Regions from separate parts of the Homo sapiens genome. Here all the other regions are linked to region 1. Evidence: chromatin loops called from intact Hi-C (ENCODE). Cell type or tissue: Calu3. All regions are shown on one strand. Region 1 overlaps ESRRG (estrogen related receptor gamma). Region 2 overlaps USH2A (usherin). Region 3 overlaps USH2A (usherin). Region 4 overlaps USH2A (usherin). Region 5 overlaps USH2A (usherin). Region 6 overlaps USH2A (usherin).

What was found. Hi-C counts contacts between places; a loop is a spot of excess contacts. Peaks named below come from ENCODE experiments on the same cell type or tissue, not always from the same donor. Only the 100,000 strongest peaks of a DNase experiment are listed, where the experiment ranks them.
Region 2: it touches region 1 in a loop (7-fold over the local background); 11 of 110 quality-filtered maps call a loop at or near these places.
Region 3: a loop joins it to region 1, with 5 times the contacts of the local background. A loop is called at or near these places in 2 of 110 quality-filtered maps.
Region 4: it touches region 1 in a loop (11-fold over the local background); 6 of 110 quality-filtered maps call a loop at or near these places.
Region 5: a loop joins it to region 1, with 20 times the contacts of the local background. A loop is called at or near these places in 4 of 110 quality-filtered maps.
Region 6: it touches region 1 in a loop (3-fold over the local background); 5 of 110 quality-filtered maps call a loop at or near these places.

What each region holds. Positions count from the first base shown.
Region 1 is chr1:216,564,255-216,569,254 of GRCh38, forward strand. ESRRG (estrogen related receptor gamma) reads right to left here. Exons shown (of 7, transcript NM_001438.4): 4 at 3,734-3,844; 5 at 1-126. Among named protein-coding and RNA genes, the nearest start is that of USH2A, 140 kb to the left of the region's middle. In Calu3, no CTCF peak of the experiment used is centred here; a DNase peak (open chromatin) is centred at 2,757.
Region 2 is chr1:216,307,976-216,312,975 of GRCh38, forward strand. All of the region lies in intron 9 of USH2A (usherin), which reads right to left. Among named protein-coding and RNA genes, the nearest start is that of USH2A, 110 kb to the right of the region's middle. In Calu3, a CTCF peak has its summit at 2,996; a DNase peak (open chromatin) is centred at 3,006.
Region 3 is chr1:215,680,159-215,685,158 of GRCh38, forward strand. USH2A (usherin) reads right to left here. Exons shown (of 72, transcript NM_206933.4): 62 at 1-218. Among named protein-coding and RNA genes, the nearest start is that of KCTD3, 120 kb to the left of the region's middle. In Calu3, a CTCF peak has its summit at 2,245 (motif pointing right); a DNase peak (open chromatin) is centred at 2,283.
Region 4 is chr1:215,990,326-215,995,325 of GRCh38, forward strand. USH2A (usherin) reads right to left here. Exons shown (of 72, transcript NM_206933.4): 35 at 2,695-2,842. Among named protein-coding and RNA genes, the nearest start is that of USH2A-AS2, 80 kb to the right of the region's middle. In Calu3, a CTCF peak has its summit at 2,567; a DNase peak (open chromatin) is centred at 2,476.
Region 5 is chr1:215,822,513-215,827,512 of GRCh38, forward strand. All of the region lies in intron 47 of USH2A (usherin), which reads right to left. Among named protein-coding and RNA genes, the nearest start is that of USH2A-AS2, 250 kb to the right of the region's middle. In Calu3, a CTCF peak has its summit at 1,923 (motif pointing right); a DNase peak (open chromatin) is centred at 1,919.
Region 6 is chr1:216,115,066-216,120,065 of GRCh38, forward strand. All of the region lies in intron 21 of USH2A (usherin), which reads right to left. Among named protein-coding and RNA genes, the nearest start is that of USH2A-AS2, 45 kb to the left of the region's middle. In Calu3, no CTCF peak of the experiment used is centred here; no DNase peak of the experiment used is centred here.

The DNA.
Region 1 (5,000 bases):
ACTCTCGGTCGGCCAAGTCACACAGTGTAGTGAGGGCTTTGATGTCACTGTCGGGGACAGTAGGGTCAGGCATGGCATAGATCTTCTCCGGTTCAGCCACCAACAAATGTGAGACAATCTTGTTATCTGCAGGATCAGACCAGAGCACTACAAGATCACTAGTAGTATCATCCCTCTTTTATAAACCCTAGAGCATTTTGTGTTTTGAAAAACAATCCAAATATCCTACAATAAACGCTAAATATTCCAATTATGGCTCAATAGGTATATATTAAACGGTGTGCAGGAAAACTCATAGCAAGACATATGCCACTGCAGTCGTGATAGAATGTAGTCTTTTTTTTTCTTCTTTGCTCTACCTGCTTTTGCTGGAATGAAGCGTCTGTCCTGTAGTGAAAATTTTTATAGCAAACAGATAAGAGAAGTTAGATGCTTTCTGGGTTTGTGCTTTGATTCTTAAGTGGGATTTGGTGAAGTAGATTAAATGGTATAAAATAGCTTAAAATAAAACCCCCAGTAAACTATTGAAATATAGATCATAACACAGGAGGCAAAGAACTACTAATGCCTATAGTCATAATGGGCATGAAAGTCATTAATTGTCTTAATTCCTTTAAAGAAGAGCAAAGGTCAGAGCCCTTCTGCCTTGGTGAATTACTGACTATATAACTCTATCTCCGTGGGATGCATTAAATAGGAATTTATTTTTTTCTCCCCCTCCCCACACACCCAGCCAGTCTTCCAAATACAGCTAATATGTTTCCATAAAAATACTCCTCCTTAAATGTTACAGTCATTTTCTCTTCTGTGTGTCAAATTCTTTAATCCTCTATTTTCATCAGTTGTCCTTAGTTCATTCTCTGGTTCAGATTTATCTGTCTGAAATTTGTGATATATGTTTTAAAAATCCTTCAAAAAATAAACACTAGAGACAAATGGAAAGCATCACATCAAATGTGTTTTATTGCTCAGGGGCATGTGAGGGTTTATGGAAGGGGCTGTAAAGTCTTGGTAACAGAATGATTTTTCTTGTTGGCCCTATTTTCAATTTCTATATGTAGCTTAAGATTTTATGCTTTCTTCTAAGTGAGGAGATACAAACGGGTGAGAATAAACCCACATATTTAAATGTTCTATGTACTATTACTGTAGAAAACCAGGACTTTAAATGAGGTTCTTGTGAACACAGCCAAAGTTCCCAATGTGTTTATCAGACTCTTTGCCTCTCGCTCTAAGTTTTTAACTTTTTTAACCCAATATAAAAACACTTCACATAACTTAGAGTTAAATATAGCATTCATTTTATCTCCTTTTATGAAAGAATGTGGCTTGTCCAAGCTATAATTAGCACTTTTTCTAACATAACATTTAAACATTTATGAATATGGCTCCCATATTAATTATAATTATTTCAAATACACAACAGATAATATTCTATCATCATCAAATTGAGTAGGCAGATTTGGGAGGAAATATTCCCAAATACTACGTTGACTAGAAAAGAATTAAAAATTAAATAGAGATTAATTTTTTAATATTTAATTTGGATTTTTCTTGTATGCTACAGAAACAACACCCCATACTTTTAGTTATGCTTGGAAAAGTTTCAACTTTCATTGCTCTGACAATGCAACAAAACCTGTCAGCAACCATTAGATTCTCAGGATTAGAAGAAAATCCAATAGTAAAGAGCATAAAAATATATCCGAAAGTAATCATGATTCTAGTTGTTTTTTTTTTAGTACAGGGAACATAGCACTGGCTTTATCCAAGTCAATGGATACTTGACACGAGAGGTCAGAGAAATTTGGTTGAAGCTTAGAAATTCCCATCATTCAGAAAATGGAATAGCCGGCAGCACTGTTTCTAGGTAAATCTTATTTAATGTTTCCCTAATTAGAATCAATAGAACCCAATTTTCATTCTTGGTTCTTTGTAGTACACAATCAGTCAGGGTCCAGAAACCTCCCCAGCCACTTTCTCAGCAAAGCTCAGGCACAGTCTCTTGACACTTATCTGACAGGATCTGAAAATTAAGTTTTATAAATGTTTGTTACAAAAACACACTAATTGGATGGACTAAAGAAAATTAACACAGAGGCCTTTAGATAATGAGTAATGATTTATTAGGAGTCCTCTTTATCTGAGACAAATGGAGCTCACTGAAATTGCTGTAATCTTCTTAAAGGTACTTGACAAGCCACTTCCCAATTTCTCAGGTTTACGAAGAAAACCATAGATGCTCCTCTATCATTTCAACTTACACATGGGCTGGTGCTCATTTTTCTTTCAGTAGAGGAAATTATCAATGGTTTCAGTCAATGTTTGCATAAAATAAATGAGAAATGGGCAGTCTGTATATTAGTGAATTCAGAAAAACTAAACCTCTAATGAAATTAAGCATTAGTGTTTATTGCATATTATTGTATTATCAGAGAGGTTTTTTATTATAATGTGCAAAATCTGTTTAATGCAGTCCTCGATTGTATTTGCAGAATGCCAAACAGCTTATGCAGGCTGAGGAGAAGATGCCAGATTGGACAATTGAAGGTATAATCAACATAATGTTTTTTGGAAAGGCAAAAGGAAACTATGCCATATGTTCACTTAAGCTTTAATTTTATGTAAAACTGGTTGTTTTTCCTTTGACATAGCTAAAATGTCCTTTCATTTACAGTTCAGGGTCTGTTTTATTTATTTAACAGATTTCCATATGCTCACATATGTATGATGCACAGCAGTGACCCCTCCTGGAGAATCTGAATTAGAAGTGGACATCTTCTCTTCCCCTGAAGGCAGATCAAAAATTACCCATGTCTTTCCTAGAACTGCTACAGATGCATTTTCCTCTGATGAGTGCTGGTTGTGTCTTCTTAGAAAAAGACAGCTAAATTGGAAAACCGTTTTCACCAAAGCGCTCCTCCATGCCCAGTAGGATCCCTATTCATAAACATCCTAAAACGCTAGTTCTGTTGCACTACAACTATTAACTGATTTTCAGAAAATAGGATACAGTGATTGCCTCAATCTATATTCCAACTCTTTTTCGTTAATGACAAAAAGAATGGGGCTTGCATTTTAGCAATGTACCAGTCATCCTTTCAAATTGCAACTTGGCTCCATAAAACCATGAGCTCTTTAAAAACAATTCATACCGTCCATAAGGGCATCTCAGATGGAACCAGCCACCTATGCTTGTTATTAGTAGTGCCCATTCTTGTTTTAATCTATTGCTAGCTAGTGTGTTAAACTTCTATAGCTCCAAATTAATGAGGCCCCTAATGTATTTTCATTGGGAGGTTGAGCAGTCAAATTCATTTAGTTAGTGAAAACTACAAAAATCACTTTCTTGTGAAATCTGAAACTAAGAGCTCCAATGAACTAATGATCACAGTATGATCCATTTTATGTACCTCTGCAAATAAAGATAACCAGTAAATGTAAAATTCACACTATATAAGCTATGTATTAATATGCTTATGCTTCCACAAAATGACTAGGTTAAAAAAAGGCTGGAGAGAGAAAACCACAGATATCTCTAAAAGAAAAAATGAGATAATAAGCTGAGTTGCTGTCGCTCCTCACAGACAATCTTTGGGAATAGAGCCACTGTTCTCCAACAAAGAGAAGTCTCCTTGGAGTCAGTAGGGATGGGCATGCCAAAGCTGATGTACATAGAGCCAACTGGGAGGATTTCGTGTTCTGGGAAGCCAGACACATCTGCTGTACTTACATGGCTTTTTGGCTGGCTGAACCAGCTGAGGGTTCAGGTATGGGCTGTTCTCCGCATCTATCCTGCGCTTGTACTTCTGCCGACCTCCACGTACTCTGTCAAGACGCACCCCTGTGAGCAAAGACAGGCACCGGCTTACTATTAAGGTAGCTATGTTTGAGACCAATCAAATACCTAGATGGTATCCCCCAAGAGCACATAGGTGACAAACAGTAGAATGCAGAATGGACCAGGGGTACTCAAATAATGTAAATAAGTGGTGGCTAAATCAAACTTGCCAGAGGTTGAAAACCAAATCTGTCAGCAGATGACAGATCCGAAAGACATTTCATGCAAAGCCATCAGGGTCACTATTTGCACATCAAAGAAAAGGCAGATTTCCATGTAGATTAATACAAAGAAGCCGCTATTTGGTGCTAGTATAGTTTCTTAAATTAAAGACCCTGGCATTTAGCATCCTTTTCATCAGTCAGCCCTGAAAGCTCAATGTGTAGGACTGAGTAGACCAAGAGCTATCCAACTTCCCTCCAGTCTGCCAGAGGCCTCAGGATGGACCTGTGGAATTGAGCTGAATAAAGAGCACCTATGTGCTGGGGAGGAGGGAGGCCAGAATTACACTACACAGATTCAGTCCTGAGAGACGCAAGAATTGTTCTCTATCAAAATGTCAATGTCTCAAGGGGAATGTTATTTACATTTTGGCACAAATTTGTATTTCCTCTCATATGTGAGAAAACTGAGAGCAGGTTTGGGCTGAACACAGGATAGAAAGGGGAGCTTCCTAGCCGGGCGCAGTGGCTCACGCCTGTATAATACCAGCACTTTGGGAGGCCAAGGCGGGCAGATCACCTGAGGTTGGGAGTTTGAGACCAGACCAACCAACATGAAGAAACCCTGTCTCTACTAAAAATACAAAATTAGCCAGGCGTGGTGGTGCATGCCTGTAATCCCAGCTACTCGGGAGTCTGAGGCAGGAGAATCGCTTGAACCCGGGAGGCGGAGGTTGCAGTGAACTGAGACTATGCCATTGCACTCCAGCCTGGGCAACAAGAGTGAAACTCTGTGAAAGAAAGAAAGAGAGAAAGACAGAGAGAAAGGAAGGAAGGAAGGAAGGAAGGAAGGAAGAAGGAAGGAAGGAAGGAAGGAAAGAAGGAAAGAAGAGTGGAAGAGGAGGGAAGGGAAGGGAAGGGAAGGGAAGGGAAGGGAAAGGAAAGGAAAGGAAAGGAAAGGAAAGGAAAGGAAAGGAAAGGAAAGGAAAGGAAAGGAA
Region 2 (5,000 bases), 260 kb before region 1:
GTGGATTCTCGTGGCTTTCCTGGTATGTTGCTGCAGTAGTTCTTGGAGAAAAGTTCATGATGTGTGTCTTCACATGCTGCTCTGTCTGTCCGAGGGGGAGCTGCAAGTTAGTCCTGCCTCCTATCCTTTTATCAGTTTCTTCTTTCTATTTGTATGATTTTAAAATTTATATAAGTGTATACAGTGTATGTATTATTCTAAAACAAGCTTTCTGTAGTATGATTGTTTGAGAAGTCTGGTCATGTTGATGTGATAGCTATATTCCTTCATATCCACTACTGTAAAGTGTTCCACGTAGACATTTGCAAATTGTTTTCCATAGTGCAGCAGCACCTTCCCATAAGTGGTGTATGAGTCCCCACTTACCAGTTCCTGAAATTTCCAGATTTTGCCATCTTTGACAACTTGATGAGTATAAAATATTATCACATTCTTTTTTTTTAGTTTACTGATAACCAGTAAAGTTGCACATGTCTTTACATGTATATTGACCATTTCAGTTGCCACTTCTGGCTTCTTCTGTGAATTACTTGTTCACTTCTTTTGTCTGTTTTTCAAATAGTTTGCTTAATTTAAATGTTACCTTTGTCAGTTATATATGTGTTGTCTTGCTAATGACAACTGCTAGTATGTAGCTTTTCTTTCTTTTTATAAAAAGACATTTTTAATAAGAGATGTATTAAATTCTTCTATGCTGATGGTAGAACTTGCCAATTTCTCTTTCTGGTTCTATAAAATTCTGCTTTATACTTTTGAAACTATATTATGAGATGCATGTAAACTTAGAATTTTATACTTTATAATTATACAATAAGCCTCTTTTTCTTTAATGAAACAGTAATGTCTGTTTTGCCTAATATTTATGTAGCTCATGCTAGCTTTCTTAAATTTTCAAACTTGAAGTGTGCTTGTTTTTTGAGTATGTCTCTCACACCCTCAGCACAAGTACCATGCTGAGCTGCATTGCAGCATGAGGGCAAAGGAAAAATACGAACCTCTGTATACAACTAGAAAATATTTACCAATCTTTGGAGCCAAATGGAAAAAGTTAATAAACACTCTACAGTTTTAAAAAAATAGCTGTGTATAATGTCCCATCATGCCTAGTCTGTTTCTAGACGATTGTAAAACCTTCTATGAGACAGGTACATGCCAACCTTATAAAACTGGTAGGTAGGAATTATGGACTGATTAGAAACAACAGCTCCCATTACAAAATAACACAGGACCATAAAACAAGCAACACTAATGTGTCTTTACTTAAAATTTTGATTTTTAATTATACATTTCTAAATCATTTGACTTTTTGAAATATAACATAAAAATATTATAGATCTTGCTTAATAGGGTGTTTTTGGTGCTTTTGTAAAGTTTGTGATTAAGACATTCTCTTGCCCTAATTCAGCCTCTGCTCAGACAATAGGTGGATGTTGTTTTCTCTTTCAGCCAGACAGTCTCATAATTCTAATATGTTCAGCACATTTAGATTTGTTGTGATTGTTTATTTATTTGGAATTTCTATTTTCTATATATCCTTTTTCTTTCGTTCTCCTTTACTGCCTTATTTTGAAATGAGGTTGTTGTTTTTATTCCTTCCTAATACGTTGTTGAAAAGGAGTGCTGAGAGGAAACATTCTTGTCTTATTCCTGATCTTAGTAGGAAAGATTCTGGTTTCTTATCCTTAAGTATGATGTTCACTCTAGGTTTTTATACATATTTTCTATTAAGTTGAGTATGTTCTCCTCTACTCCTTATTTGTGGAGAGTTTTGATCATGAATGGATGCTTGATTTTGTCAAATACTTTTTCTACATTTATTGATATAATCTTGTAATTTTTCCCCTTTAGCCTGTTGATGTGAGGAATTACTTTAGCTGATTTTTGAATGCTGAACCAGTCTTGCAAACCTGAGATAAATCCCTCTTGGTTCTGATATATAATTATTTTTACACATTGCTTAATAGTTTTATTTTGAATATTTTGTTGAGAATTTTTGCATCTATTTTTATGAGAGTTATTGGTCTGTGGTTTTCTTTTCTTGTAATTTCTTTGTCTGATGTTGGTACAGGGTAATGTTGGCATTATAAAATGAGCTGGTTTTATTCTTCAATTCATTCTAACAATCTCTCTCTTTTAATTGGTATATTTAGACCATTGACACTCAAAGTAGTTACTGGCATAGTTGGATTAATATCTACTACTTTTTATTCATTGCCCTTGTTCTTTGTTTCTATTCTTGTTTTCTATATACTTTTTACCTTTTGTGGTTTTAGTTGAGCATTTTTACATGGTTCCATTTTCTTTCCTTTGTAAGTATTAAATATATCAACTATACCTTTTTAAAACTTTTTTGGGGGTTGCCCTATAAAGCTTATAATATACATTTATAACTAATCCAAGTATACTTTTAAATTTTGGAATTTTTTGTTATTATTTTGTTGAATAAGATTTCTAATCCTTCCTCTTCAACTCCCTCTTGAATACCATTAATTCTTACATTTGGCCTTTTGAGGTATTAATAATTTTCTATATATTGTAGGAAATCTTCATTTCTTTGTGTTCTTTTTTTCTCCTCGACCATATATTTTCAAATATTCTGTCTTCAAGCTCACTGATTCTTTCCTCTGCTCAATCCATTCTGATGGTGAGAGCTACTAGTGAATTTTTCAGTTCGGTAAATTTATTTCTCAGTTCCAAGGTTTCTGATAGATTTTTTAAAATTTCAATCTCTGTTAAATTTCTCTAATGAATTTCTGAATTATTTTTCTGTGTTCTACTGGAGATCACTGAGTTTTCTTAAAACTGCATTTTAAAATTCGTGGTCAGGGAGCTTACATATTACTGTCTTGTTAGGGCCAGTCCCTGGTTCCCTGCTTTGTCTGTTTGGAGACATCATAGTTTCCTACTGCTGTTTTTCTTGTGGACATACATCTATGTCTTTGCTGCTAAATTGCTTCCTCTAGGGAGCTATAGGGGGCGCTTTAAGCCCAGGTTCGCCTTGGCTTCAGTAAACAATCCAATTGTGCCCTTCTTAACAAGAGAGGTCCCAAAGGGAATATCCTGACAGTATGGGAAGGCTGCCTAAGGGTTTGTGCCGAGGAGAACAGTGAAATAATCCTCCTGCATCATAGTGCTGCTAAGCAGCTACTCTGACATTGTGTCTGCATTGGTCAAGTTACAGAGCAGACTTTCCCAGGCTGGGGATGACAGACCTACATCCCCCTTTGTCTCTGCCTATCTTCAGGAATATGTCTCCCTTTAGGCACTCATGACGCTTCCAGTGGGTTGAGGCATGGATAGGACAGGTCTCTTTCCGGTAACCCAGAATGGCTGGGGAAGCTGGTTGTTTACCTCAATCTTAATTTTTCCAGTGTAGAAAAAAGTGAGTTGGAGGAAAATCTTCTGCATATTTGGTGTCAGGCAAAATGGGGTAACGAGTGCTACAAATGTGAAAGTCAGGTTTCTTACCATCCACTTGGTGTTTCTCATTTCCTTATGGCCCTGGGAACAGTTATATCTTCATATTTGAGTTCTGGACTATCGTGACAATTTCTGGTGATAATCTCAGCAATGTATATTTGTTAATTTTTCTTTTTGGCGGGAGAGGGGCGCGGTGGGGTTGTGGCATGGCAGCTTGTTTCTGTGCCGCCATTTTGGAACTGGAAGTCATGGGGCGGAAGAGTTAACATCCAGAGCAGCCCCTGACACCTGGCATGGAGGACGGGAGAACCGCAGGTGGAGCTTGAACTATCAAGACAAAATAATGTCATGCGAGAGTTCCAAGTTGACTTTTAAATAACACGATACCACTTAAAAGGTGGCATGAGTACCTAATAATAATAAAGTATTCCTAGTTCCTCCCTCTGGTGTCTTGTATTGTTGCTATCATTCATTTCACTTACACACATGCTATAATAATGAAATACATTGTTCTTATTATAATTTTGAACAAACTGGTATCTACTAGATCAATTAAGGATAAGAAAAATAAAAGTTATTTTATTTATTCTTTCTCTAATGTTCTCCCTTTCTTTACATAAATCTGAGTTTTCTGACCTGTATCATTTTTTCTCTCTCTCTGAAGTTCTTCCTTTAACATTCTTGCAAGGCAAGAAAAGTCTACTGGTTTTTGTTTGAGAAAGTATTTTTCCTTTACTTTTAAAGGATAATTTTGCAAGATACAGAATTCTAGGTGGATTTTTTTTTTTCTGTCAACACCTAACTATTTAACCACTTTTCTTGCTTGCATGCTTTCTGAGGAGAAGTAGAATGTAATTCTTATCTTTGCTTTTTCATAGGCTAGATGTTCCCCCTTCAGCCAGGCTCCTTTTAAGATATTTTTCCCTAACTTTGATTTTTCTGCATTTGGAATATGAAAAATTCTTAGTCATTATTGTTCCAAATATTTCTTCTGTTCCTTTCTCTTCTTCTTCTTCTTCCCCATTATATGTATTTACATTTTTGGTAGCTGTCTCACAGTTCTTAGATATTCTGCTCTATTTGTTCAGTCATTTTTCTTTTTACCTTTCTATTTTGGTAGTCTCTATTGACACATCTTCAAACTCAGATTCTTTTATCAGCTGTCCCCAAATATTAATGATCCAATTAAAGGCATTCTTTATTTCTATGAAAGTGTTTCTGATCTCTAGCTTTTCTTTTTGCTTCTTTGTCAGAATTTTTATCTTTCAGCTTATATTGCCATCTATTTTTGCATGTTGTCTACTTTTTCCATTAGAGCCTTTAGTGTATTCATCAGAGCCGCTTTAAGTTTCTGGTCTGATAATTTCCATATCCTTTCCATGTCTGAGTCTCATTCTCATTTTTGCTCTCTCTCTTCAAACTGTGAGGTTGTTTGTTTGTTTCTTTGTTTGTTTGTTTTTGGTGTTTTAGTGTGCTTTGTAACTTTTTGTTGAAATCCAGACATGATGTACTGAGTAAAGGGAACTCTGGCAAACAGGCCTTTCATGGTGTGGTGGTAAGATGAGAGGGGAGGGAAAGCG
Region 3 (5,000 bases), 880 kb before region 1:
CCATTGGTTCTCATAGGTTCTGACCACTGTAGTAGCAATGCCCGGCCATTCTCTTTCTGTTCTACTATAAAGTTTCTCAGTCCACTTGGGGAAGATTCTAAGGTTTGAATCAGAGTCCAAGGGCTTAAAATTTCTCCTGCATGGTTTGCAGCCACAACACCAATGCGATATGTTGTGAATGGTTCTAACCCGTACAGGTGGGCTTGATGGCTTGTTCCCTGTAAGAAAATTAACAGGTTAAGTTGTTGTTTTTTTTTTTTGAAACTGACAATATTGCTGGAAAGTCATTCTCTGAACCTCATGGCCAAAGCTTGTAGGCAACAGCAGCGCAAACACTACAGCAGAGTTTTGAATTATCATTAAGAAAACAACGCATTTTTTCTTATTCTTGTTGACACCGTGAATATATTACCCAATGTTGTATGATTTCAGACACTCAGAAAGTGGACCAGATAGCATCCTTGACTTTTCAGTGCTTGCAGCCCAAAGCGTGTGATATATAAACATTAAAAAAAAAAACAAAACATGATGCTTCAGATCAGTGCTGCATCCAGCTCAAAATGGAAATCAGTGGTGCCAAGCTGCATGTCTGAGACTGGGATAATTGCCTGCCAGGTTAATATTAAGGGTTTGGAGAGTTAACCTGAACACCCCTAATTTCCAAATCTGTTTGTACACAAGACTCTCCATCTTCCCAGTCTCCCTCTCTCATTCTCTTGGCATGTATATATATCTTACGAATTCAATAAAACAAATAAACACAAGAAAACAGTAACAAGCCAATTCAACTATACATGTACAAACACCCTTAGAGAAGTCTATTATTAATATAGATATAAAAATATTTTCATTTGTTAAAAGCACCATAAGTAAAACTATGAAACCTACCAAAAGTAATTGTTAGCTAGGCTTGGAGAATTTGGTCTTTGTTGCTTTAAAAGAAAAGAAAAAAAGGGATAGCCTAATTAGGATTTTTAAAATTTGTTTGTTTTTCTGCTTGGAGAGCAGCATTAACATATTTGGCATAACTAAACTGGAGCTAAGAATCCTAATGTTTCTAAAGGCCCTGGGGTGCTCTTTCCACATCTGGACTGAAAGGATATGTCCTTTTAAAGTAGGAATTATGTATGCAAGTGGGGTAGTAATGTGTTCATAGGTAAACACACACACACGAACACACACACACACACACACACACACTGGCATTTTCTGTTGCGTACCATCCCCATTGGATATAAGAAATCATGAGAAAGTTTTGACTGGGTTAGTAGGATATTTACATTCAATGATCTGCTTTGGTTTATTAGATGTTTGAATGTGATACATGGTCTTCAATTGTCTTCTTTCCTTGATGAACAAGGGAAGAAGAATATAAAGTGGAGTAGTGAAAGTTATTTCTGAAAGTAGGCACCCAAGAACATCAGAAAAAATTATGTGTGGGGGCATCCAAATATCATTTTGGATAAAATCTAAAACAAGATGACAAAATCAAACAGAATTGTTTTCCAAACAAACTGGTTAGACAAAAACAAAACAATGTAGAAATAGGTTTTGGTGCTGTTTTCTGACATTATTGGCTGTATATTTTAACTGTGTTATTTCTTGTTATGTGTTAAACATAGGCAGAGAAAATACAATTTCCTTCACATATCAAAAACTTGTAAAGTCAATTTTCCTATTTCAATAAGTCCCATTATGATATTACACGCTAACCTCTTGAAATCTTTTAATATTTAAACATTTGCTGAGCAATCAGACTCTGAAACAAATTTTACAGAAATACTAATTTCTCTTTTTTAAAATATTAAAAGTTAGATCATAAATATTTAAAAACTTATTTCTCCATAACATTGGATTGGCCTTTTAGATAAATATAGCACAGAACTAGAATGACCATAATGAATATTAAATCTGAAGATGCTACAAGTCCCGATTACAAACACTCTTTTCTGATAAATGATTCCTTTTCTGTGGAAATAGGGCAAACATGGGCAAGATTAATAATGCAAAAAAGAATAATTCTTTGTTCAGAATATTCAGTAATAGATGCCAAAAAAGCATACGCTCCAAAGCAAATAGTAATCACCTCTAACAGATTATATATAAAAAAGGTGGGCTGCTGGGGGACATTTTTTCATAAGCTTTTGTCATAAGAAACATGAAAAGCATGTGGGCTATAAAGCAAAAACATATGTATATTGTCAATAGCTGCACCTGCTCAATTATAATTTATTTCAGAGCTGAGAATTCCATTCAGCCCCTAGATGGCAATACTATCAAACACTTTTGGTAACATGAGTACTTAATGATTAACAACTGGCATTCAGTCATCCAACACACTCCAGGCAACCATTAAAAAAATAACAAAACTGATTTCATTATAGATTCGTTTAATAAACATTTACGGCTCAGATCCTTGAAAGCAGAAGTATTCAAAATGCCCTAGCTTCCAAACCTCCACCATCTAATATAGAAATATGGCCTGTAGGTTGCAAGCTGAAGTTCATGCATGCCTGGCACAGAAAATTTTTAGGGGTATACTCCTACAAAGGGTCATTACAACAGTTGTTTTGCTTAACCTGGTCTACATGTATCTAAAAAAAAAAGGGAGAGAAATAACCACATGTTGGGATGTAAAAGTAATTTCTGTATCATGAAATTATACTGAGGACAAGTTCTCATATTACATTATTTATTTATTTATTTAATTTATTATTATTATTCTTATTTTTTGGCTCTTTTGCCTAGGCTGGAGTGTGGCATGATCATGGCTCGGTGCAGCCTTGAACTCCTGGGCTCAAGTGATTCTCCTGCCTCAGCTTCTGGAGTAGCCGGGACTACAGTCATGTACCACCGTGTGTGGCTAATTAAAACAAAATGTTTCTTTTCTTTCTTTCTTTCCTTTTTTTGTAGGGATTGGGTATCACTATGTTGCCCAGGTTGGTCTCCAACTCTAGAGCTCAAGTCACCCTTCTGCCTTGGCTGCGCAAAAGTGCTGGGATTACAGGTGCAAGCCACTGCTGCATCTGGCTACTTTGTTATTCCTGAATAGTTTTATACACACACACACACACACACACACACACACACACACACGCACACACACACAAACCACATATAGACTCCTTAAATAGATCTAAACAATAGCCATGGTTTTTGTCAATGTTTAGTAAAAGCTATATTAAAAAATGAAGAAAACATAAAAATGACAAGATAATCCTTGCCAATTTATTCTTTGACGTTTTAGGAAATAATTTATATTATTCTCTCCTGAATGAATTTCCAACATCAAAGTTCACTATTTTAGAATCCTGCTGCAAAATTTGGATGCAGTTCACTCTGTGAATTGGGTTGGCTCTCATTTACGTACTAAGTTTCTTGTTATTTTTCTTAAATTTAGGATATTTGCTTGAGCACTGTGGATCTTAGATGTTTTGGATTCAGTTCCTTCCTTTGGAGATGTAGCGTTCTGTCTTACTAACTAGGAAAAGTCATCACTAAAGACGATTTTCCTTCCTTTTACTCCTTTGCTTCACTTTTCTTCCGTTTCTTCCTTTCTCTTTCTTCTTATTCACCCTTTCCTTCTTCTCTCACTCCTTTTCCTCTATAGAGATTATCTTAATTCAATACTCTTACTTCTTCCCCTTTATTGCCATTATTTTGCTCTTTCCTTCCTTTCACTCTTCCTAATGATTTTTTTGACTACATTTTTTGTTGTCCCTGACTTCTGGCCTGCCACCTTGCACTTGCTTCTGTTTTGTCTTTGTTCATTCTATGTCCACGTCCATATTGTACGTAATTCTACAAGCATGTCAGCTACTTTTGTTAGGCAGCAGATGAAGAAGATGACTCAACAAAGAAAAACAGGAAGAAATATTTTACTAGGAATAATCCATTCTTTGCAATCTAATATCTTCAATGGGATTCAGCCTCTTTTTTCCTTCTTTAACTTTATATGCATGAAGGTCAGAGTTTGGATACAAATCAGTGCCTCATTTTATGAGACATAAAGACAAGACTCTCTGGAACACTCTGTCAGTTGAGGTTCTGCTGGCAATTTGAACTATATTTTAACCTCTCGACTCAGCTCCTGGGGACATATGCAACTACTTGGAGTCTTCAGCAGTCTGACAATTTTACACCATCTCCTCTGATTATTTTTGATGACTTGAAGTGCCCCAAAGGTGGCCATGGGGTCAATAGGTTTATGTAAGTTGAAAATGATCAAAAATTACCATTGATCTGTAGCTGTCAATAAAAGGCTGTGTGGGGATACTCCCTGCACAAATGTTTAAACTGCATAAAGCTTCCCAACTTAGTCATCTTTGAGTCTATTGATCTGATGATCCAGCAGTTTCCAGAGCTTTCCCTCTGGTCTTTGGGGTGTATTTTCACTAAGCTCACTTACTGTAGACCTTAGGAATCTTTTTACCCTGCTCCCAGTAATGAACCAAAACAATGATGTATAGGCACTCTTGTGTTCATCAACAGAGTATTACGTGTCCATATTATATTTTGGAAAGGGTTAATCTTCCTGGTCACCATCAACTTCATTCTAAGCCAGTGGGATTTCTTCTGGCTTTGTCTTTCATTTATGATTCTCCCTTATCCTGGGCTCTTTATCCTGAAATGGATGAGTTTTGGCTTCTGCATCCCAACCAAGTCACGGGGTTCCCTTGCCTCCTTAGTTATGATGAATACCAAGAACCAGAGAATAAGTCACATCAAAAATTCACCTTTTTGTGCAAAGAGAACTTCAGAAGAATCTAGATTTAAGTATATTAACCTCTGTATTCTTAAGTTGAACTGCCGAGATCCTTTATCATTAATTATATTTTATTTTGTCTTAATGATAAGGAATGATTATACCTGAGACCTAGAGTTTCTGATTTAGATTACAAATAAAATGTGAGAAGCAGTTCGAGCTCCCATTAACTGTTATCTAAAAGCCATGACTTTGGATAGAGTACATCCAGGCAATTGGATGACTTTTATATGTC
Region 4 (5,000 bases), 570 kb before region 1:
TGGATGGTAAGTACTTCTATCATCTCTCTTGGTATCATTAAAGAGCCAGGGCTTTGGAGTATATATGCCACTGATCAAAGGTAATTTCCACAAGAAACATTAAATGAATTAAATATTATTGCGTACCAATAAAAAGTAGAACATTGTGTTAGGCTCTGCGGAGTGAAAGAGAAATTAATGATTTATGGTCCTTAGCATCTGGTGGGAGTGTTTGACATATACGCAAATAACTTTAAGCACAGGCTGAATGAAGTTCCATTATGAAGGCATAGAAACAGTTCACATAGTCAAGAGAAGAGGGAAAGTTTACTTTAAACTTAAGGAAGAGTAGAATGATTTCATGGAATAAGAGGCCTACGGTTAGCCTAGAAGAATGAGTTGTATTTCTACAGGTAAGGACAGGGTGATGACAGGGATTGTTAATCTTAATTTTCCTTTTTTTTTTTTTTTTTTTGAGATGGAGTCTCACTCTGTCACCCAGGCTGGAGTGCAGTGGTGTGATCTCGGCTCACCGCAAGCTCCGCCTCCCAGGTTTATGCCATTCTCCTGCCTCACCCTCCTGAGTAGCTGGGACTACAGGCACCTGCCACTATGCCCGGCTAATTTTTTGTATTTTTAGTAGAGACGGAGTTTCGCTGTGTTAGCCAGGATGGTCTCGATCTCCTGACCTCATGATCCACCCCCCTCAGCCTCCCAAAGTGCTGGGATTACAGGCGTGAGCCACCAGGCCCAGCCTGTTAATCTCAATTTTCTAATCAAGGAAATTGGGGTCCATGGAAGTTAATGAATTTCCTGAGGTAACACAGTCACTATACATCAGAAACAATTTTTGACTCTAGGCCTATTTGACTCCACCCATGTTTTCCAACCCAACATTAAGCCATAAATATTCCAGCATGGCTAGAAAGGAAGATATGTTATAAGGCAATGTGTATTCAGGTTGAGTCACAAGTTGGTAGTAACCTGAATACCAGACTAAAAAATTTAGACTTTATTCTTTGGGTATTTGAGGAGAGGTGTGGGGACTTCGAAGACAGATGGAGAGACAAGATGTTTTCCAACAATCAGATTATCCCTCTCTAGACAATCAACAAGAGAAACAAAAAGCTAAAAAATTGGGGGAAAGTGGGGAGAAGTAGTAAAAACAAAAAAAGTCGTTTTAAAAAAAATAAAACTGCCTTTTAAATGTCTAACCATTGTACCACAATTAAAGTTCTAAAAATCCCACTCTAATTAAACACAAGACTTTGGAATACCATGGAAGTGTCAATACAAATCTCCAAAATCTCCCAAATTCTTCTTGCTTGATGAGTACATTTTAAAACTGCTTGCAAATATACAAAACATACGCAAATACACAAAACATTCAAAGAGCTTTGTAATGTGGAAAATGTTTCCCTGAACAGCTGAAGATTCTGAGAGCAATTGTAGTTCTAGTTGTATTAACCAATTGGGATGAAGGGAAGTGCTCTACTATGCAAATCATGTAACAGCATTTCACAGCAATCCAATTGAAATAAATCATTAACATTTTCATTGTCATCTATGAACTAGGGTACTTTGTGAAGTAAGAAGCATAACAAGATTGTTGATTGCTTAATATGGTATCAAATAGGCATCCATTTATTTTTTCTTGGAAAATTTGTAATAGTACAGGAATAACTTCAATAGCAGAGATAATAATTCACTCTGATTATTAGAATTCTCTCCATTACCTCAAATATATCTAGTGCATTTGCCAAAAGTTTAATTAAAATGAGATGGCTGGAATAATTAATATCATAGTAAACATAAGACAAACTAATAAAACTGTAACTTTTTTCTTTCATTCTTTTTGGCTGTGCTAAAAGAGCCCATTTCAATTTTCAGTAATGAGTTTCTTAAAAGAGTTTCTATATTAAAAGTCTTCTTGATATTTGTCTCAAAGAGGAATGAAATTTAATGTCAAGTAAGCTTCCATCAGTGTGAAACAATGGTACTATGTTATATGAACCTTAAAGATATTTCCACTAAATGAATAAAGCAATTTCTACCCAAAACTATTACAAATTCTTCATAATGAGATTTTATTTTAGTGAAACGTAACTGACTAGCTTAATTCACTAAACTGTACAAAAACATATATATTGCTTAGAAATGCACAAAACTTGCCTCCAGCTAAATATGTATAAATATATGTATGTTTAATCTATGCATTGTTTAAAAACAGCATGTTGAAATATTTATAAATAGTATATTAAAAAATACAGAGTTCCAAGTGGCCTCTTTTAAGATAAACTTATTAAATCAAAAGCGTTTTGACACAATATGTACATGAACTTTCCACCTCTCTCCTTCGCCAAGGAAGAACTAATGGCTTTTAAAAACAGAAAGTCATTGAAAATACAATGTCACTCTCACTACGGCATTCTTTGGGAATCCTCCCCGTTTGCTCTCTTCACCTCTCCTGGAGCATATTAAACAATGAGATGCAGTACACAAAAACTATCAAAAGGGAGCACTTTTGAGCCACCAAAATTGTGTGTTAGCCTAAAAACCACAATCTCCCCAACTAGAGACAATGATACTATCTTAGGTATTTTATGTGCTAAAATGATCATTAAAAATTAAGCACCACATATAAGCTGCCATTTAGAATATTAATTTACCTTTGCTAATCATCTTTTTAACTTGAGGCTAAAAGAGTTCACTTACCATTCGGATATTCAGGCTCAGTCCAGGAGACATTAAAGGAGTCAGGTGAATATGAGTGGGCTTTGGGGGCTGGCACGCCTTCGGGTATGTCCTCGTCAGTTAGGGCCTCACTGGCCTCACTCACTGTGCACCCACCACCTGTGCAAGCCTAAACAGAGATGCAAAAATGCTCATTTCACTCTTGGTCCCAAAAGTTTTCATGAACATTGAGGAAAGAGAATTCATAATAAGAGTTTCAGATTTTGTTATATAGTGCTACCTTTACTTCCCCAAAATAAATTCATTTCAGTGTTAAGATTTAACATTTATTTAATTTGCTTTTTAAGACATAAGATAGCCATCCCCAATAGTTAGAGAATAACTGAGATGGTATGAATGTATGAATTAAGGAAGCATCTTAAGTCAGAGCCTAGAGATGTAGGGCATATATTGACTGGATAAACAGCCCTGCTGAAGTTAGCCTTGCACAAAGGTTCCCAGAGTGAATTAAACACACACACACACACACACACACACACACAGCATGTGTACACATAACATAAGTAAAGTACTAGAGGATGAAGACTACTTTAAGACAAAACAACTGACTTCTAGGGAAGAAAAGATGTGCAGCAAATACAATTGCCTTTTATTTCTACAGTGTGACCAATATGTTTATAGCATAACACCAAATAAAATTAAATAAAACAATGTTTCTCATAAAACAACAAATACAAAGCAATTTTTGAGTGAATGTTTAATGGCTTAAAGGATCACATAATTTACTTATGTGTCAGAGTAGATAGGCTTCATTAAAACATGTTTGACAAATTTAACATGATCACAGAACTCTCTGTTCCCTAATTAAGTATCACTAATGTCAGAAATGGTAACATGAATGTTACAGAAACTTCCGTGTGCAATTTCATAATAAACTGCAAATAATGTTTTAAACTTACTGGACAAGCACTTCTCCAGGAAATTGATAAATACATTAAGGGGTTTTCAGCCCATATTTGCTAGCAAATATTAGTAATTATATCCTTATATAACAATGATATTTGAAAACTATACTTAAGCTTGGTTCAGTATCTCTTCAAGTTACAATTTCAATTGATACAACAAAGTTTAAAAATCTTTCAAAAGGCACTAAATTTTACCAAAATCAAAAAGAAAATAAAGCAAAATCATAAGACAATGTAAAAAAGCAGAGATATTTAGCTCATTTTTGTGTAAGACAGATATTACTAAGATAAAAAATTAAAGCATCTCTTTCTTTAGGCGTCTCTCTGATTTTTCAGTTTGATACTGAGTGAGTGATTTTGTGATTCTTAAAGTAGTCGATATTCTTTTCCCCAAAGACAGAAGGAAGCTGACTGATTTTTAGATTTTTTTTTTAAATATGGGAGTACACTACTATTTGCAAAGTTGTTGCAACTAGTTGCAAATTCTTCATTATAAGCATAAACAACAGTTTATGGTCAACAAACATGGAAATTAATCTCACTTGCTATTACAAGACTATAGCAATAGCCCATGTCTTCAGGATAATTTCTTACCAGCTTAATTAAGCAACTTTCAGATGGGTTAAATTGTGGCCTGAGCATGAAAATTGCATTAAGATTGGGTACCTAATTAACCTCTGTGGGTTTCCTCTAATTCTCAGCTGTGGCATGTGCCTTTCTGTGCAAGAAAAAAACCATACTCCTCTAGAGAATGGAATCTTTGCAAATGTGGCCAAACTCTGACTCAAAGCTTTAGGACAGGTCACTGTGAGCTCAAAAAATAATTGCCCAACGATTAAAATAGAAAAAAAGTTGAAGACCCCAGACATTTCAAATGTGCTAAAAGTCCACCAGAAAATATGGCAGGAAAAGAGGCCATATGAGACAGCTGAGTTATCAAAGGAAAAATGGTCAAAGACAAATTTTTCCCACTTCTCAGGGAGAAAAAAAATCCATCCATTTGCATTTTTCAGATTTTTTTTCCTTAGAAGGGAAAAATGTTGCAGCTTCTTATTGTTAAACTTGTAACACACTGGGATTTAATTCTGATAGTCTACTTGTCACTATTTTTTTCTTATTTGTATACTAAAATATTTCCCCTGCTAACTCTCCCCAAATAAATTCTATACTATACAACATATAAGTATATATTTTTAAAACACAGTGTGAATTAAAATTTACTTTGAGGATTTTATGATGTCTTCTAGGATAAGTAAAAGCATCCTTTGGTTTAGAAGGACTGTTTCATCTACTATGTCATCTGAGATCCATAAACCAGTAACTTGACAAAGAAATCTCTTAAGAATGTAAGGCATTTATGAA
Region 5 (5,000 bases), 740 kb before region 1:
GGTTTTTTGGTGGAGTCTTTAGGTTTTCTAATTATAAGAGCATGTCATCTGTTAACAAGGCTAATTTGACTTATCCCTTTCCGATTTGGATGCCCTTTATTTCTTCTCTTGACAAATTGCCTCACCAGGATTTCCAGTATTGTGTTGAATAAAAGTGTAAGTGGGTATCCTTGTCTTGTTCCAGTTCTTCCAGGAAAGACTTTCATTTTTTCCCAGTTCAGTACAATGTTAGCCATAGGTTTGTCATACATGGCTTTTATTTTGATGTATGCACCTTCTATATCCAGTTTCTTGAGGGACTTTATAATAAAGCCATATTGAATTTTATCAAATGCTTTTTCAGCATCTATTGAAATGATCATATGGTTATTGTACTTGGTTGCCAAAAACAAAGAAACAATGAAAAAACTCTAAAATTTAACTGTATTTCTCCATATTTTGACTTTATGTCGTCTCAATTTGTATATTTTTATGTTGTCTATCTCTTAACACGTTGCTGTACCTACTATTGTTTTTGATAAATTTGTCTTTTGGGCTTCATACTGAAGTGATGAGTGGATTGCATGCTGCAATTACAGTATTAGAGTATTCTGGGTTTGTCTGTGTACTTAATTTATCAGTGGGTTTACTTTCAAATGTTTTCTTTCTGTGCATTAGTTTTTTATGTCTTGCAGTTTGAAGAACTCTCTTTAGTATTTCTTATAAGATGGGTCTCATAGTGGTAAATTACTTCAGCTTTTTATCTGGGAAGGACTTCATTTCTCTTTCATATTTGAAGGATAGCTTTATTGTATGCAGTACTTTTATATGGCATTTGTTTTTTTATTTCAGCACTTTGAAAATGTCATCCCACTTCCTCCTAGCTTGTATGGTTTCTGTTGAGTAGACTGTTGCCAAACAAACTGAAGCTTTTAAATATGTTATTTGCTTCTTTTCTCTTGCTGCTTTTAGGATCCTCTCTTTGTCACTGACCTTTAAGAATTTGATTGTTATATGCCTTGGAATAATCTTATTTTAATCAAATCTGGTCTTCTCTGACCTTTCTATATCTGGATATTTCTCTGTTTCTTACATTTTACAAAGTTTTCTGTTAATCTTTCTTTTAAAAAGCTTTCTACCTCTTGCTCTTGTTTACCTTCCTCTTGAACACCAATAATTCCTAGATTTTGTCTTTTCAGGTAGTTTTCTATATACCTTGTAGGTGATCTTCACTTGTTTTCATTCTTTTATCCCCACCTCTCTGTATTTTCAAATAGCCTGTCTCAAGTTTGTTGATGCTTTCCTCTGATCTAGTTTGCTATTGAGAGCCTCTAATGAATTTTTCACTTCAGCAGATGTATTTCTCAGATCCAAGATTTCTTTTTTAATTTCTTGAACCATTTTAATCTCTTTGTTAAATCTGTTGAGAAATGTCTGAATTTATCTTATGTACTATCTTGGTGATCATGAGTTTCCTTAAAACTGTTTGAATTCTTGGTCATAGAGTTCACCTATCACCATCTTGTTAGGGTCACTCACTGTTTCCTTGCTTTTGTCAGCTTGAGAAGATCCTACTTCCCTGTTTAAAGAAGTTGTATGTCTGCAAACACACCACCGTCCTGCATATTATCAAGGATATGTATCTTTGAATTATTTTTAATTCCCTGAATTTATTAAACAGCAACTTTAGTATATTTTCTTTTGGAGCATCCTCTCATATATTACTCTTCTCTCCATTTCTTATGGATATATGTCTATGTCTTTGCATTGAAGGATTAGTTATTTATTGCAGTCTTCTCTGGCTTGCTTTGGTTTTTCTTAGGTATGTTTGCATAGAGATTCTTTGTAATTTTTCTGTTCATTTTCTTTCATTTTTTTTAATTCACTGGGTCACTGCCTCCTTTTTGGCACTAGATGGTGCCTCAGGTCCAGGTTTGCCTTGTCTCCAGTAAACTATCAGAATACCACCTTTCCCAAATAGGGGAGGTTCCAAAGGGGATATCCTGGTAGTGTGAGGAGGCTGGCTGAGGATTGGTGCCCAGGAAACCTGTGGAGCAAAACTACTACAGTGTGGTGCTGCTGAACAGCCACTCTGATTTGGCATCTCCTTTTACTGAGTTACAGAGCAGAATTTCCAGGGCTGGTGATGGTAGTCCCATCTCCCCACATTGTCTCTGGATGTCCTCACAGAGATAGAGCCCTTCGGGCACTCCTGATGCTTCCTGTGGGTTGAGGCAGGTAAAGGTCTCCTGCCAGGTAACCTAAGACGGTCGGGAAACTGTCCACTTCAATCGCACTTTTCCAGTGCAGAAATCAAGGGTCAGGAAAATATTTTCCACAAGCGTGGTGCTGAATATATTGGGGAGATGGGCATTGTGGATATGAAAGTCCAATTTTCTTACCATCTGCTCGGAGATTTTCACTTCTCTGTGACTTTGGGAACTGTCTTGTCCTCATATTTGAGTTCTGGGATATTGCTGTGATAATCTCAGTTCTGTACATTTGTTTCTGTTTTCTGTGGAGAGGAGTGAAGCCAGCTTGCTTCTATGTCATCATTTTGGAACTGGAAGTTCTTTACACATATTTTGGTACATGAATTCATCAAGTGTTCAGACATTCTAGTTGTAGTTATTTCTTTTTAATTATGTCATATTGTCAGCAGAATTACTATTTTATTACTGTTACTACTACATACTATTGTGCCACCCCCACAGTTGTCATCACTTTCTTCTTTATTTATTTTTAGAGATGGGATCTTGCTATGTTGCTCAGGCTGGACTCAAATCCTGGCCTCAAGCAATTCTGACTCAGCCTCCCAACTAGTTAGGATTACAGATGCATTTCACCCTCCCCAGATCTCATCACTTCCAGTTGTCCCTTGAAGTACAAAATACCATTGAAGATACAAAGGAGTGTAGGGAAAATAATTTGATATCACTTACCTTTACACAGGTGAATATCAAAATGATACAAGTCAGATCAAATTTTTATGAAGACAGGTTCACATTACTATTCTTTAACATTTCATTCTAATATTTTTCCCCAATTTTTTCAAAACATTTTTGTTTGACCAGAGAAAAGAAATCTTCATACACTCTAAGATATTAACCTAAATTGTTATGGATTAAATAGCTCTAGATTATCTGGTTATGTTTACACAGGCTTTTTTTCTAATCGATTTGGTCATTTTTGTCAATCATTTATGTAACACTCAAGTTCTTCAATATTATTCCAGATCATGGTTATCAAAAATGATCAGAACACTTTTAACAAAGATGAAATAAATGTAATATGACAAATTTAATTCTTTGCTTTCAAGTCAAGTCACTGAATATTTAATTATCCTACTGAGATGTTTATTATAAATTGTAGTAGGTAAAAAGTCAAAATGCAAAACCCATGTTCTTTTAATAAAAAGGAACACACATTTCCCTCCTTTTGTCCTTGGAGGAAAATGTGGTGAAGAGATCTTGGGACAGCTTGACAGGGAACTCTTAAATTTGGCAGTCTGTATGAGCATAGGAAATAAAGCTTACTTCTCAGTTAGAGAATTCTAGTGGCCAGAGATTGGCCAGAGCAGTTCTGCAATGAAAGGTTAAGCCTAGAATACCACAATATTGATCTATAGCATGGCATAGATGGATGAGTTTCTCAAGAGCCAAGTGGATGCCTTGCAAGATGGCTAGGTTTGAGCTAACTTGAAGGTACATGGCCCAGGACAGTGGCCTTCTGGCATGAGGAGACTCCAGCAGGAAGAGTCTTTGGAATGTTCTGCTCTTTTGGCACCACAAGTGATCAGCTATAAAGGGCAACACTCGTGTGAGGGAATTTGGCTATTCAAAGATTCTCATGAGGACCTCTCAAGAAAAACATACAATTGCCCAAGAAAGCATCACTTGCCAATGGAGAGCTGTGATTGTCAAACAGTGATGGCAGTGAAGTAATAAAATTGAAAGGGAACATATTTGGATAAAATGGAATAGGAAAGAAAGAGTAAGAGGGAAGAAAAGAGCAAGCTACAATTAGGCCTGAGCTTTAGAAATGATAGAATCTTTGAACTAGATGCGAGGCTAATATTTTGATGGTGATGGAATGGACTTTTTAATACTTGATCATGAATCTTAATTATCAAAGTGAGACTCATAACTAAAAATAATTGGAAACCCATAAGATGTTCCTGTGGGGTATTTGAGAATTGAGGGAAGGATAGCCAAAACAGTGTGTTTAAGGCAGTAAGTAGCAGGTGAAAAGTAAAGGATTTTTTTTTCTCTTTGTATCTAATTGGATTAAGACAGCTCCATAAAATGGTTATATAAACTTAAACGATGAAAACATGAACCAGGGTGGTAGTGGTGGAAATGGAGAAGAGTAACATATATGAGAAGATGCTCCAACAGAAAATGTACTAAAATCAGTGTTTAATAAACTTAGGGGATTAAAAATACTTCAAAGATATATGTCCTCGATAATATGCAGGATGGTGGTACATTTGCAGAAGTGAGTGTTGGAAAAGATGATGAGTTAGATAAGAATTAACTTGTGAATCTCATGGTTATGGAAGTGATGGGTGAATATCATGACATAAAATCAATAGGCAAGTGGGTATGTGGGATTAGAGTTTAGGAAGAAAACAGGGCCAGAGATCTTTGAGACATCAGTATGGCTTAAAATTGCAAGACTGAACTACCTGAGCAAGGTAGGGAGTCTTTTTCCTGAGGACACCCAGAATGCATAAGTGGGTTTTTAATGGAACCAATAAAAACAAAACAAAACAATGAATGTTTAGAGAACCAGGGACAAAGTGGCAGTTGAGGGCTAAAGTGAATTAGGAGGAAGAACTGGATTTTGCTGAAAGGCACTCAAAGGCTACTTCAGCGACCGAGCTGTTTCTATGGGAGCTACAAGAGGTAAAGAAGTTAGGAGGAGTTTGGGAAGAAGAGGGAGGTAAGGAAATGAAAATAGTGATAGCAGAGCCATAATAATAAGCCCAATATTCTCTTTTCTATATATTCTGTCTTTCT
Region 6 (5,000 bases), 450 kb before region 1:
AAATTATCAACCCCAAATTGCCCTTACATACCAAGATATTTATTTATTTTTGTTTTGTTTTGTTTTGTTTTGTTTTGTTTTGTTTGAGACAAGGTCTTTCTCTGTTGTAAGGCTTGAGTGTAGTGGCGTGATCATAGCTCACTGCATCATTGACCTCCTGAACTCAAACAATCCTCAGCAATTCTCCCACCTCAGCCTCCTGAGTAGCTGGGACTACAAGCATGTGCCATCACACCCAGCTAATTTTTAAAAGACTTTTTTGTAGAAACAGGGTCTCACCACAGTGCCCAGGCTGGTCTAGAACTCCTGGACTAAGCAATTCTCCCTCTTCAGCTTCCCAAAGTGCTAGGATTACAGGCGTAAGCCATTGTGCTGGGCACAAATATATTTATGCAATTGTCAATACAAGATCAAGATTTCTCAAGAAAAAATATATGAAAGTACATTATAAAAAAGACTTTTAAAATCAGTGTATTATTAAAAAGTACATTATAAAAATATACTTGAGTTTATTGTAAAAATGCTTCTTATTCAGAATGCTTCTATCAACATCCAATAGTTGTACATTTTCATCCTCCCTTTATACGTACTGTATTTATTCAATTCCAAACAATTGAATAAATTGAATTTATTCAATTCCAAAATAGATGAAATACATTTCATCTATTACATAAATATACCCCACATTGAATTCATTTGGAAAACAATTGTGTCTCAAATTGAAATCATAATAGTCTAAAATATAAATTGAATGCCATTTAATGACATTGAATTATGAATTGTAGAAATCTACATAAAGGACTTGCTTGTTTTATAAAGGAAAAGAGAAAATTCAGCATGCATTTTTGTTTTTTTGAAATAATTTCTATTTTACCTTCATACCTTGTAAAATTTTTAGTATTTTAACAAGTGACTCTAGCAAATAAAGCATTTAAGCTTAGGCTAAAGCAAAATGTTAGTACTAATTGTAGTTATAAAAATATTTTTAATACAAATGAATTTTTATCATTACTTACTCTGTGTTTCTATAAAATTAAAAAAATAATAACTTTTTACGTATATTTGTAAAACACATTAGTTCTAGTTTCATGTTTTATACCTCAAATAAGATCCAGGTGCATGCATAGATACATGTATATAAATTATATTTCATATTTGTAATTGCACGTTTACATATAATAAACATACAGATACTTCATAAAATTTATATTTATTTTGATAAAAGAAATTTCAAAAATTGATCTTACAATATCTACTAAAATATACTGTATTTTATTTTGTAAAACAAGCATTATGGGGGGAAAAATAAAATTCCACTAACTTGAAGCATTAGTAAAATTGCTGAGTGACCTTGACCTTGGAATGATTTCAATGGTGTCCATGTCAAGCATAATGGTAGAAAGTGTTCAATGACCCAAAAGGACATTAAAGAATTTTACTCTGGGGTTTTACACCAAAGCCCTCTCTAGTAACAATCTCAGTGGATCCCAAGCAATTGGACCAATACGATACTTTATGCCAGACTCCCTTGGAAAAAATTAGAGTCCCAGAAATGGAATGAAAGCAAAACTATTTTTCTTGTTGCACTTTTAAATAATAGACTGTTAACTCACAATGAACTCACAGTCTCCACTCCTGATTCTGACCCTACATTTTGGATACAATATTAGGGTCGCTTCAGGGTTCTTGTACAGAAGAATCCTGCCTTAAAAAGTAAGGGAATAACAAAATGAAGGTGCTGGCTAATCTAACATTATGACAGAAGGAAAAAAAAAGCTAACACAGAAAACATCAGACAGGATTAGGAACTTCCTGAAGATCAATACTTGATCACACATCTAATTTTGAGTGTGCTGGAATAGTCACATCATACTCCACCTCATTTAAACAGAGAAAGGAAAGGAAGGGGGTGCTCCTGAGGGAAGCTGATTTAGCATAACTATGAAAATGACTTAACTCATGGCCATTACCTCTCTTACCCCAGGCTATTTTATTTTGCTTGTCAGGAGTAGGGCAAGAAGTCTGTTGGCTGCCTAGAATGACACTTTGTCTTTGGTAGCCATGGTTTAGTAAAGATCCAGTATTTTACTAAAATGGCATTGTGGAGGCTCTCCACAGACAAAGAACATGTTAATAAAATGAACTAGTGTCCTCCTTCCAGGCCAAGGAATACCTAAACTATCATTATGGTCAGACTGCAATATTTATCTCCAAATACGTAGTTTGAAAATACTAAGATTCCAATAATGCATGTCAAATGAATGAAAGAATAAAATCTCATAACTATTTTAGTAAACCATATAATTATATAATCACTCTTACAGGAAGTAAATCTTTATATATAACTGAGCACATTCTTAATGCAACTTAATTTCATTTTCCTTAGTTCACACTGATGTGGGAATTAATAAGTATTAACAGATCTGCATGGTAACAATACACATATTTGAACCTGGTTATTAATTCATTCCTCATACTTTAATCATCAGGACACTAAAATATTAGGCATATTCAATTCAATAGAAGTAAAAACTGTTTAGAAATTAGAGGAATGTTTGCCTTTGTGTAGACACACCTATTTATAAACTTTTAAGTGTTTTAGCTAATACAACTATATCTTCCCTCAATTAAATCACTTGCAATATATGAACCACTTTAGAGAAAAAATAGCTTCTTGGCCCTCACTCTGACCTCATATACACACAGAAACACAGACACACATACACACACAGACACACATATATATATGTATATATATATACACAGATATATATATACACACACAGATATATATATGCATGTATACACATATATAGATATATATATGCATGTATACACAGATATATATATGCATGTATTCCTCCTCCAAAGGAGTCATTTTGTTAAGATATTTCTTTGGTAAAAGTGAAAAAAAAAGTGTGGGAAGGGGAATTTGATGTTTGGCTTAATGATTAAAAAACAAATGCTAGAGCCAAGCTTTCAAAAACTAGCTTCTGCACTTAATTTATATGTAACTTTGGACAAATCGTTTAACTTTTCTACACCTAATATCCTCCTCTAGAAGTGGGCAACGAGAGTTTCTTCTTTCACAAGTCTTTTGGGAGGATTAAATGAGTTAAATACATGAAAAGTACTCAGAACTATTTGGCCCTATATAAGTATTAGCTATTATTATTAAAATCCGTCCACTGTATTTGTTCTGAGAGACCCTCAATTTGGTATAAATAGCAAAGAGCTATATATTTTAGCACTATTTTTACCCATTACAAAACATAAAGCTTCTAACTAGAGACACCTTGAATACCTGCAAAGTCCAAGAAAAAAGGGAACCAGCAGCTTGAGCCATCTCAAGGACTTCTCTATGGGAACAGGAGCCTTAGCATCCTCACCTACACAGTCCAGCTTCTCATAAGCACACAGACCTCTATCACACAGAACCTTAGTTCTGTGTCAAAGTCCAGTAAATCCTTACTCTATTCAAGAAATGTATATTGAGTGTCTCCAACAGACAATGCTCATCACTGGAGATACTAATATGGAAAAGACATGATCGCCACTCCAAGAGCTCAGAGTTTAAAAAGACAATACCTGGTTTCTGTTTTTTATCTTTAGTTAACATGCTTCTTGTTCACTTTCCCAAGATCTAGGCTCTAAACAATTCCTGATCTACAAACTCTGCTGGGGTAACCCCCTTGCTATGATACCACCCTTTAATATTGAATGCCCAGTTCATCCTGTCAGCCACCCATTAAAGACCTCAACAGGTCCCCTGGATTACATCCACAGAAAAAAGCAAGTTTCTCTCCATGTACAGTCTTAAACTCTTGGCTGTGCCCAAACAGAGACTAAACAAAAATGTCTCATTTCTGAACTAGTGTTTAGAAACTCTGTTATGGCAGCACTAGGACTGAATGCCGCAAGTGTGCACAGCTTCTGAGAAACAAAGGACTGGCTACATTCTAGAAAAGCTGGTTGTTTCATCACAATACAGAAATTAAAAATCACTAAGCTATTACATGGCAAACACATTCTGTTCCATTTTATTTATTAGGATGGTCTTATATGAACTATTCAAAAGGCTTATTTTTAAAAAAGGAGTTCTCCCCAACCCCATCACTAAATAGTTCAGTAATCACTAAGTAGCCATTTATTCAATTTGGTAATGGTCTGATTAAACAGCTCTCTAGTACACTAAAAACCATAGAGGTGAAATAAAACATTAGAGGTAAATGATTTTACCCACTGATGCATTTTCTCTCTGTTTCTAGGTCCTCCCTTTTAAAACTAAGTCAAAATCTGGTATATTTCAGTGGAACTGAGTTGTTTAGCTTTGTGAGTATCAGTTGCTACTCTAATATTACAGTATATAATATAACATTATATATATGGTATACATAACAATATAACATATAATATAATACTAAATGTAAAGACCAATTATTCAAAGCAATAGGAACTCTATGTTGTTTTAAAGTTCTACTACAATTTAATTTCACATATATTAATTTTGGTAAAAGATGATGTATTTTAATTAAACGAAATATCCCATATAAATATATTTTTTTATTTTTTTCCAGGAATTTTGACAAGATAATTAAACAAAATTGAGCATGTATATCATTTCACTGCCTTAACAGAGGCTCTTCTCCTTCCAGACTACCTTCTGAGAATGTTAGCAAATCTATTGGTCCCACAAATACAGTTGTGATACAAACCATTAACAGTGCCATCTGTTGGTAGCAGGCAATGTTGATATGCTTTCTTTCTATGGTGCAATTTCATTCTTATCTATAGACATCCCTAGGTTGAAAGGAGCTTCTCTTCTCCCAGATGGTTATTTCCAAGTGCACAGACATTGATGGGTTTGCTTTTCCTCCTCAACACCTAGCCAAGAGTCAGGTACTTCGTGGATATTCACTTGTTTTTTTTTATTGAAAAAGAATAAAATCATAAACATTTTTCTAATGTGGATTTAGAATAAAATAAGTACAAAAAAGCAG